Linked DNA regions of Homo sapiens: region 2 is linked to region 1. A link is a contact called in ENCODE Hi-C or POLR2A ChIA-PET data. All regions are on one chromosome and are shown on one strand. The core of a region is the stretch at or near the end of the contact, and the rest is flanking DNA. Distances in the headings are between cores, read along the strand shown. Region 1 overlaps LOC105376205 (a long non-coding RNA gene). Region 2 overlaps LOC105376214 (a long non-coding RNA gene).

Region 1 (4,594 bases), core at 578-3,077:
CACCACAAGATTTATGAGTGTGCAGGGGAGGGAGGAGGGTTCAGGTTGGGGGACATTGTTCTCACCATAAGCAGCAGTGAAGGAAACCAAGTCTTTGGAACCAGTCATATTCCTCCAAGGTTGTACAAACTCAGCCTTGATATGACCTTTTCTGGGGTCTCAGGAAGAAAGAAAAAAAAAAAAAGTGCCTTCATGGTAAAGAGGTATCAGACCAATTAATAAGGCAGATTTGAAAGCTTCTGAAATGCACCTGAGCAAGAAGTCAGGTGTTGAGTTCACCTGCTCTACAGACAAGAAAAATGCTTTTTCGGTTCCTATTTAGATAAAGCTGGACATAAATCATTCTTTGAAAAGCTGTCTTGGGTGCCTTTCTTGGTGGGGGCTTAAGCCCTTTCCAAACATTGCCTCATTAATCCTGGCAGACACGAAGAGAAAAAGGCTTGACAGACATCACTTTTGATGTCACTGAACAGATGTCACTGAGTAACTGGCCTCCAACTTTAAGACACACGCAAGTTCCTGCTGGATGTGGTACAAGATCCTCCCTGCTCACTGGCTGTTAGCTACCCTGCCCTGTGGCCTGGAGGAGGGAGGGTGTGTGTGTGTGTGTGTGTGTGTGTGTATACACATACGTGTAAGTACTTTTAGTCTTAATTATACTATGAACAGAAAATGGGGCAACAGCCACTAGTGTTACTAGCTGGGTGGCTGGGATATATTTTACCAGGAAATCTATATTCTCTTCTGAAACGGCCAGATTTTTGCAAGCATTTTCCCCATCTCAGGGTGGGTGGGCTGTTGTCCTTGGTAAATGCTTTTTGTTTATTTCCAGCCCTTCCAACATGTTGGCGAATTATTGCAATATGAACTTCTAATCCGAAAAGGGGGGTGAGGAAGGGCACTGAGAAGAAGAGAAAGTTATAACAAACTCAAGCGACTGACACCCCAGTTTTACTTGTCCCTTTGGACTTGTTTAGGAGTTGGGTCCTGTTTGGTGTTTCAAAGGAGGGAAAAGATATAAAAGTACAAGGTGCCTTAGAAATGGAAATCTTCTGATGTGGCCTCTTCTTTTCTTTTTAATAAAGAAGGTTAAAGAAAAAAACGAAGAGAGAGAAGACAGGGAGAAGACAGAGAGACAGTGACAGCCAGAGAAACAGAAAGAGAAAAAGTTGGGGGTGGGGGGGGGGGCGCAAGAGGGAGAAGAGGAAAGACAGGAAAAGAAAAGGAAAAGAAAAAGAGGAAAGAAAGAAGAAAAGAAACAAAAAGAAGAGAGAGAAAGGAAAGAAAGAGAAAGAGAGAAAGAGAGAAAGCGAGAAAGCGAGGAAGAGAGGAGAGGGCGAGTGCCCCGAGGGAGTCGGGCAAAAGCGAAATCCCGGCTTCCTACCCGGGACAGCGGGAGAGCCGAGTTTTCCGCAGCGGCCGCGGGCTCGGAGCTTTTAAGGGTTTCTAATCCTGGAAGGCTGTCTGACATCACCCCGTTTCTTGTCGGCTGATGTTTCGTACAAGCCTCTCATTTCCTCAGTGTTTTCAGAGCCACCAATTACTGCAACAGTCTCGTGTTTATGTTTGCGCGCGCTCTCCTGCCTCGCTGGCCCTCCGCCTGGGAGGCTGCGCTTCCCTCCGACGCGCGGAGCCCAGAGGGGGTGGGTCGGGGGAGCGGGGAGGGGGGAATCTGGATCAGGCATTGAAGAAAAAGGGAGGGGTCCCCCTTAATTTTTTTTCATTGACTTCAGCACCATGTGATCAGGAAGTCTGGCCTCCCTCCATTTCCCCTCCCGACTAAAGGGAAACATTGTGTAGCAGCCGCCTGGGCCACCGGTGGGATGGCCTTCGCTGCCTGACGTAGGGAGATAAAAATAACCGGCATATTTAAGGCAGGATCAGGAATCCCGGCGCTCACACGCGGCCTGGTCAGTTCCCGAGGCCGCCCGGCAGGCAGCGCAGCCTGCGGGGAGGCCCCGCGCTCGACTGTGCGCGCCCCACCGCAGGCAGTGCTAGGGCGTACGACCGGACCCCGACCCTGACCCCGACCTTGACCTCGGGACCCAGGCCGACTCAGGCCTGGCTGAGCCTCCCAGATTCCCCAGGGAGGCCGAGCAAGACCGGCCCGAGGCAGTCTGGCTCAGGCTCGCTGGGCTGGGGCTGGGCCTGGGTTCTCTGTCCGGCCTCCCGGGAGACGAGAAGGAAGGATGCCGTGGCAAAGGGAGGGTAGTGCGAAGTTTGATGCCGAGGGGGGTTACAGAGCCTCTGTCTCAAGAGAAGGCGCACAAGGTGCCACCAAAAAAGCCACTTGTTTCTAGCCAGGCCCCCAACTCAGACCCACCACTGTGTGCACAAACTCTCAAATCAAATCTGCCTTCTCTATCCCCACTTTGCCTTCCAACTGCACATTGCAAAGATTTGCAAACATGTGGCAGGGCTGGAAATAAACAAGAAGCATTTAGCAGGCAAAAGGCACTGATGTGTTTCCACATTCATGCTCTCCTTGAAACCTCAACCCACACTACACAGGAAGTTCTGTTATCCTTATCTTACACAATGGGAAACTGAGGCTCGGGGAGATGGAGCCACACATGGGCAATGCTTTCCCTACCACCTCAGTGGCCTCTCGAAACTGCATGACATTGGCACATTGCTTTATCATTCTGGAAACCCCCTACCCTCTCTTCTTCCTCCTCCCTAAATAAAATTATTACCAAGCAAAAACAATGATGGTGAGCTTTCACTGACCTATGAAATCTCAGGTTTGCCCTAGCCCTGGGGCACAAAGAAGTTTTCACATCCATTTAATAATGGGAAATCTCCCTGCCTTCTGATGTCTAAAGTAACAAGATGTTTCAAAATTCCTGGCAGCTTTTCACCTAAAAACCAGATGTGCTGATGAAAAATGAACAGACATTCACCGCTAATCCAGAGATAGCAAATACCTATTTATCTGGGTAGAAGAGGCAAAGAACTTCCATTTTGGGAGATTTGGGAATTTAACCATCTATGGGGATGGAGACCCCGGAGTCTGGCAAGATTTTTCTGAATCTAAGCACCCAGCACAATGCCTAAGACTGAAAATACTCAATCCATAATTGTTGGATTGAGTGAATGGGGGGTGGGGGTGGGTTGTGGAAGGTGATAAGCAGCACTTAAAAACACATTGGGATGAGGTATGCTGGTCATATCTTTAGTGATCATATAAGCATGATCTCATTTAGTCCTTATAACTACCCTAGTCTGCAGGTATCATTATCATCCCTGCCTTGTATGTAGGGAAACTGTAGTGCAGAGAAAAACTGCCCAAGGTAACACAGCTGGGTGCTGGAATTTGAACGCATGCAATCTGACTGCAGTAGCCAAGTTCTTCACCACTAGACTAAATCCAAAGAGTTGTGCCATGAGATGTCAGAGAAAGGGACCTGTTATTTACTAAGCACCTCTTTTGACTCAAGCTCCATGCTTACTACTGGAGAGGCGGGTCAGACACCACAGGATCCAGGCTCTCAAAGAGGTGACTCCGGAAGCAAGACTGGACTTCAGACTCCTTGAAAGCAGCCCTAGTTCTCATTCACCTCTATCTTGCCAAACATCAACTATCACAAATGTCTGTTGAATCGTTCCCCCTGAGAGAAACCTTCTTTGACCACCACCAACCGCAGCATTTTAGATCTCCTTCCTGTTTCCACATTAGATATGGCACATGCCTGCCTTAAAGCGCTTGTCACCCAGCATCTGAGCTTTTTACTTACCTGCCTGCTCTCCCACTGGTCTAGGAGCACCTTGAAGGCAAAAATGGTGTCTAGATCAGTATAGACTCCAGAGCATGGCGGCCACTCACTAAATGTTTGCTAAATTATGAATGAATGCATATGAGACCTTCACTAGCCTCCAGTACAATGTAGGCCTCCTATCACCACAAAACCCGGTTTTCTCTATCTCAGCACCCTCTTCTGTTGCCTCACAGAATTTGTCACAGTTTGTAATTTAATCTGTTTTTCTTTTCCTCCCACGAACCCACGAATGCAGGAACTGCCTCGCTTATGCCTGCCACCATAGCATTCCCAACATGTATTAAAGTGCCTCACACATTGCTGGCACTCAGTAAATACTTGTACAATGAATGAGTGAGTGAATGAATGAATGAATGAATCAACAATAACTATTCCAAAGCCAGTCATAACTGAGCGAAGCCACTTGAAATAATGCCATTACCCAGATTGTATTCATAAAGTGAGGGCCTTTTGTTTGGTGACCACGTCAAATCTAAGTCTCATCCATATTGATGATAAAAAAGACTTAAAAGGGGGGTTATTGAATGAGGCCCTTCTTCTCACACAATGTGGGCTGCAGTGACCACTATAGTTAGAGCTGCACACAGACTCCCTTTATGCCCCTCTGTTTTCATTAGCTCAGGGAACTTGCCAAAGAGTGATCCTTTTGCGCTGAAATTTTCCATGCTGGGTCTTGGCAAAAGGTGAATTTTGGGGAAAAGTTTGAATAAAATCCCTTCAGCCATTTTTTTTCTTCAGTTTGATGAAGATGAAAAAAATACATTTTTTTCTGGCTTTTAATTGAAGACATTTTTAGGACACAGGAAACTCAAATT
Region 2 (4,594 bases), core at 905-3,404, 420 kb before region 1:
AGAAAGACAAGTATTATGATCTCACGCAACAGAGAAGGAAAACAGGGCCATGATCAGATAGCTAGCAAGTGATTGAACCTGCATATGTACCCAGGGCTGCCTGAAACCAAACTTTGCAAACTTTCTAGTCTACCAGGAAGAATACATTTCAATGTTCTGGTTGTTTACCTTGAACACCTTAAGTTTCCAGTGAATCTCTAATTAAATTACCCATATATTTTCTGTTTGATTATAGGTCTTCCTTGCTCTGCTGTAAGATTTACCAGCATGGGAAATTCATTTGCACAGGGCCATCTTTACAGTGTTCACGGTCTAGATTTTCATTGAAGGAGAGTCCCCAGTTGGGAAACACTCCTACAGAGGGAAGCCAGTAACATCAGGAGAAGGCAAGCTCGGAGTTTTCTAAGAAGCTCCGTTGCGGCCAAGCCTTTTCATTTCATGACCTCAGCCGAAAGCTGGAGGAAAACAACCCCAAACACAGCTCAAACTGGGTCTGCACACAGGAAGGCAATTGCTCTAGTAGGAGGTAAAACCGGACTGGTACTTTAGGTGCAGGGTAACTGGGACAAATCACATACATCCTTGGAGTGTACGTGTCTTTGTGGGCAAATGTGTAGGGTAAAATGCCTAACAAATTTACTGTTTTCAACTTAATAGGCTCAGGTGTCCTCTCCTCTAGGAAATCTTCCCTGGTTCCCCCACACAGGATCACAAATCATCCCCTTTGCTCCCAAGTCAAAGCGTTTGTCTTTTGTAGTATCTACTTATCACATGTAAGATTATTATTCTATGTTTACTTATCTATCTTTCCCAGTTGACTGTGAGCTTCTTGAAGATAACAATGACATGATTTTTTTCTGTATATATGTAAATATTTCTTATTTTTCTGTCTAAGCTATTCAAGTCTCCTAGAGTATTGAGACATTGTGTTTGCAATATTTTACTCTGGCAATATCTTCACAATGGCTCTAAGACTTTTCAGGCCCTCCCTTCAACCCTGTGTTTCTCTGAGCCTCCATCCTCTTGCCTCAGTACTCATTTCACCTTAGCCACGCTGGATTTCTTGTTGCTGTTTTGACACACAGCACATTCCTGACTTGCCCCTTTGAGGCATACTGTCCCTCACTCTTCCTGGATGCCCCCTAGAAACCTCTAGGCTGACCTCATCACCTCCTCCATGCCTTGCTTGGATCTCCCAATCTTGATGAAGCCCAACATCTCCACCCATTTTGTTGTGTTTCCTGCCTCCCCAGGTAGCCCTTGGCACTCCTAACACTCCTTCCCATGCTTAGCTTTCTTCTTTTCCATAGCACAGTCCATGTTAACCTATGATGTATCATTGTGGCTTTTATTTTGTGTCTGTATCTCCTTCTAGAATGTGACCTTCATGAGAAAAGGGAATCTTTGTCTTGCCTGCTGGAACAAAATACATCCCTAGAAAAGTGTCAGGCACATAGTAAATGCTCACACAGAGTTTTGCACTGATTTAAATCTACTGATTTTTTTTTTCTACTTGAGCTATTTAAGTCCCCCATGAGAATCAGGCTGAGCTCTTCCAATATTTTGGACCTAAACATTCCAGCTGATCACTCTCTCTCTCCTGGTCTTTGTGCAGACATGACCTTAATGATGTCGAGCCCCATGGCAAAGCTTTGCCCACAGGAAGCGAAGAGCCCCTTAATAAAGCAGATTTCCTTTTGCTATTCAACAGCAAGGGCTTTGGGCTGTTTAAAAAAAAAAATTGTGTTTCTCCTTATCAAATAGTTCCAAAACTGAATTTTCGAAATGGGTGAAGACCTCCTAGACACCCTGAAGATGGGATGAACTCCCCTTATTTGTCAGAGAGTGCTGGGCTGGAGCAGGGACCCCTTTCTGTGTGCTCGTCTTCCTCATTTCCATTGTCTTTCCACCTCTACGAGTCGTTAACTGTATTAATCACAACTAAAACAAAGCTAATAATTGCTTCTTGGAACGTTGTGTAACACCATGGAACGCTGCCACGGGCCTCTGAGAATCGGCCTCTAACTGCTCGGAGTGATTTCTCAGGGATTTTAACTCAGCCCGTCTTTAAGCTGAATGTTTATCATTTTCCTTTTTATTGTTTCTGGCTCCTCCCCTGCCTTTGAAGTTTCTGAAATCTTTAAGCATTTGGCTAGTCTCTATACACCGCAGGTCTTCTCCCTCAAAGAGGGCACCTGGCCAGGAGAAAGGAACTGGAGCTCCTCTCTTGGCTGGGCCTATAAAACAATCAGATTGCTCTGCAGCCTGCCATTTGAAACGTGAGCTGTGCTGAAAGTACAGATAATGCAGCGTGTTCCAAGGAGATTAGAATATCCCAGTGGGATTTCGGGTGAATGGAGAGGGAGAATAGCTCAAGTCCTCCACACACCATTTAACCCTCTCTTCTCCAGGCTGCGTTGTCTAGGAGGGTAGGTCAAGGGCACAGATCTGCTCCCCTCTTTTCCATAACCACCCTGACTTGTGAAAATAAGGGGTTTACAGCTAAGAGGTTTCCATGAAACTGTTGATTATTCTCCTCTGCTCCATTTGGTAACTTCTGTCGATAGTTAGCTTTGAGCATCCCAGATCCCATGGCTTCCCTCAGAGGAGGAATATCCTTGTCGTTCTACTCCAAAGTAGGCACAGATTTATTTTCTGCCTCTTGCTCCTTCCAGAATTTTCAGCTCTTTTGACAATTTCCAAGACAAGGGATGAGTTCCAGCCACCATGTCATGAGGAGACCCTGGATACCCCAGCTCAGAGCCTAGAGTGAGTATTTGCATTGAAGAGGAAACGTCGTATATTTGAAATGTAAGTTTCATGAATAAGATCTGGGCCCAAATTGGCTTTAGTCATTCAAAGACCCAGTCAAACTCAGGAAGTTAAAAAAGTTGAGGTGGCTGGTTTCACCTGGCTCCAGTGTCCATTCTTCTCACTTTCTCTGCATGTGTTTGTTACCCTTTCTTCATCATCGATGGAGCTCAAACTCAGTCTCACATGGGAGCAGCAGCACCAAGATAAAATTTGTGTATCCTACAGGAATAACACAGCAGGCAAGCCTGCAGGATAGAGCCAGGTGAGGCAAGTGGTGGTGGAGCTCAGAGTGTCACGTAATTAAGTGTTGTTGCAAGGACTGGAGGGGAAGATGGGGTAATAGATGTCTGCCTGGAGTGAAGACATGGCAGGGCCAAGCCTGCCTGCGATGTGTCCCAAACCTCCAATGATCCCCAACCCTGTGCAATAAAAGCCGGGTAGACCAGGCAACTGACGAAACCCCAGCTCCTGATGAAAGAGGGAATTGTTTTCTTCTGCCTTCCTGCTGAGTTGTAGGATTCGGAACCTTTGTCTTATCCAGCTTAAATCCCTGTCACTCCTTAGCAGGGACTCAGGAGGAGGAGTTATGAGGAATGTGGTAAATGATGATGCGTATTCCCTTGTGGGGAAAAGCAGCAAATGCCACAGTGTCCCTGCCATGCTCATGCTCTCCTTAGTTATGGAATTGCTGATTCCTGGGAGTTGAAAGGATCACCTAGGTTATTCCCTCTCACTCAGTTGATGTTGGAATCCCAGCTACAAGGTGCCTCACAAGAGCCCCTCCCATCCCATCCCTCTTTGGATGTTTCCACTGATGGCGAGTCTCCAATCCCTGGAGGCAGCCCAGCCTAATAATAAGCCTGCATCTATTTATTTATTTTTTTGGGTTATTAGAAATGTGTGGTAATGTGGTCTAAATGAATATTGAATTGATAGCCATCTCTTGAAAAATAGCAGAATGTCATGTCCCCATTATTTCCTAGGAATTCTCAGGGAAAATGTGTGTATTCTCCACATTCGTGAAGGTGGCCACTTGTAATAACCACCTCCAGCTGCCAAGGCTTGAAACAGTAGCTGCTATAGAGGTCGCAGGACACTTTGCATTCCCCAACCCTAAGCAACAGCAGGCTGCCGGCTCCCACACTCTCTCCCTCTCCCTTGATTCATGATGAGTTGAGTTAAAAGAGCACCATCTTCTTCATGGCACCTAGCAGGGCTGTGGATGGTCTTAACATTGACAGGCTGCAACCCATCCTAGGGATCCCTGCTTTGCTCCCCTCATGGGGATGGAAAGAATCAACTTTATCCCTTCAGAGGGAACTAAGGTCTCCTTATCCAACAAGCCCCCTTCATGCCATGGAAGGAGGCTCAGAATAATGAAGTTGCACACACGCGCGCACACACACACACACCCCATTTCAATATGAAGCATTTGGATTAATGCACTGCCTTTGGTCAGTTTCCTGAGAAGCCCTCGAGATGATAATTCAAGTGCAAGTGATTTATTAGGGGAGAGTTCCCAGGACGGCCTAGCAGAGGAGCTCAGGAAGCAGGAAAGGAAAGGGGAAGACATCAAGCAAGGTACAATCTCAGTCAGTCAGTGTGCAGCCTCAGTCTGATCCCACAGGGAGTCTATAGAGAGGAAATTACACCTTAGAGTTCATTCAGACTCGAGGCAAGGTGGCTAAGGGTTCATATTCTTTATTACAGTCCATCACTGGCATGGGCCACTCCAGCAGGTTGCAAACTCGGGTGCTTCCAGCTCTCTGAGCTCCTGGGC

What was found. A loop is a pair of places that touch in the nucleus more often than their neighbours do. ChIA-PET counts read pairs that join two places held with the same protein, here RNA polymerase II (POLR2A). Pooled maps may share reads with other maps.
Region 2: a loop to region 1 is called in a map of IMR-90, with 8 times the contacts of the local background. The contact joins two enhancer-like sites. A Hi-C loop is called at or near these places in 11 of 168 maps with a recorded cell type or tissue (IMR-90, ascending aorta, chondrocyte and 8 more) and 17 of 50 pooled maps. POLR2A ChIA-PET finds 5 or more read pairs at or near these places in 2 of 52 experiments (Panc1 and endothelial cell of umbilical vein).

What each region holds. Positions count from the first base shown.
Region 1 is chr9:107,635,029-107,639,622 of GRCh38, reverse strand. All of the region lies in intron 8 of LOC105376205 (a long non-coding RNA gene), which reads right to left. Among named protein-coding and RNA genes, the nearest start is that of KLF4, 150 kb to the right of the region's middle. RefSeq lists enhancers at 1,513-2,061, 2,062-2,610. Within about 2 kb of position 1,827, at least 30 of the 41 ENCODE cell types and tissues checked have a DNase peak (open chromatin) inside an H3K27ac peak, as active enhancers do; they include IMR-90, ascending aorta, endothelial cell of umbilical vein and 4 more, where a contact is called at or near this core.
Region 2 is chr9:108,051,376-108,055,969 of GRCh38, reverse strand. It overlaps LOC105376214 (a long non-coding RNA gene), which reads left to right. Exons shown (of 6, transcript XR_007061722.1): 5 at 2,676-2,769. Among named protein-coding and RNA genes, the nearest start is that of KLF4, 560 kb to the right of the region's middle. RefSeq lists an enhancer at 3,088-3,589. Within about 2 kb of position 2,154, at least 21 of the 41 ENCODE cell types and tissues checked have a DNase peak (open chromatin) inside an H3K27ac peak, as active enhancers do; they include IMR-90, ascending aorta, endothelial cell of umbilical vein and 4 more, where a contact is called at or near this core.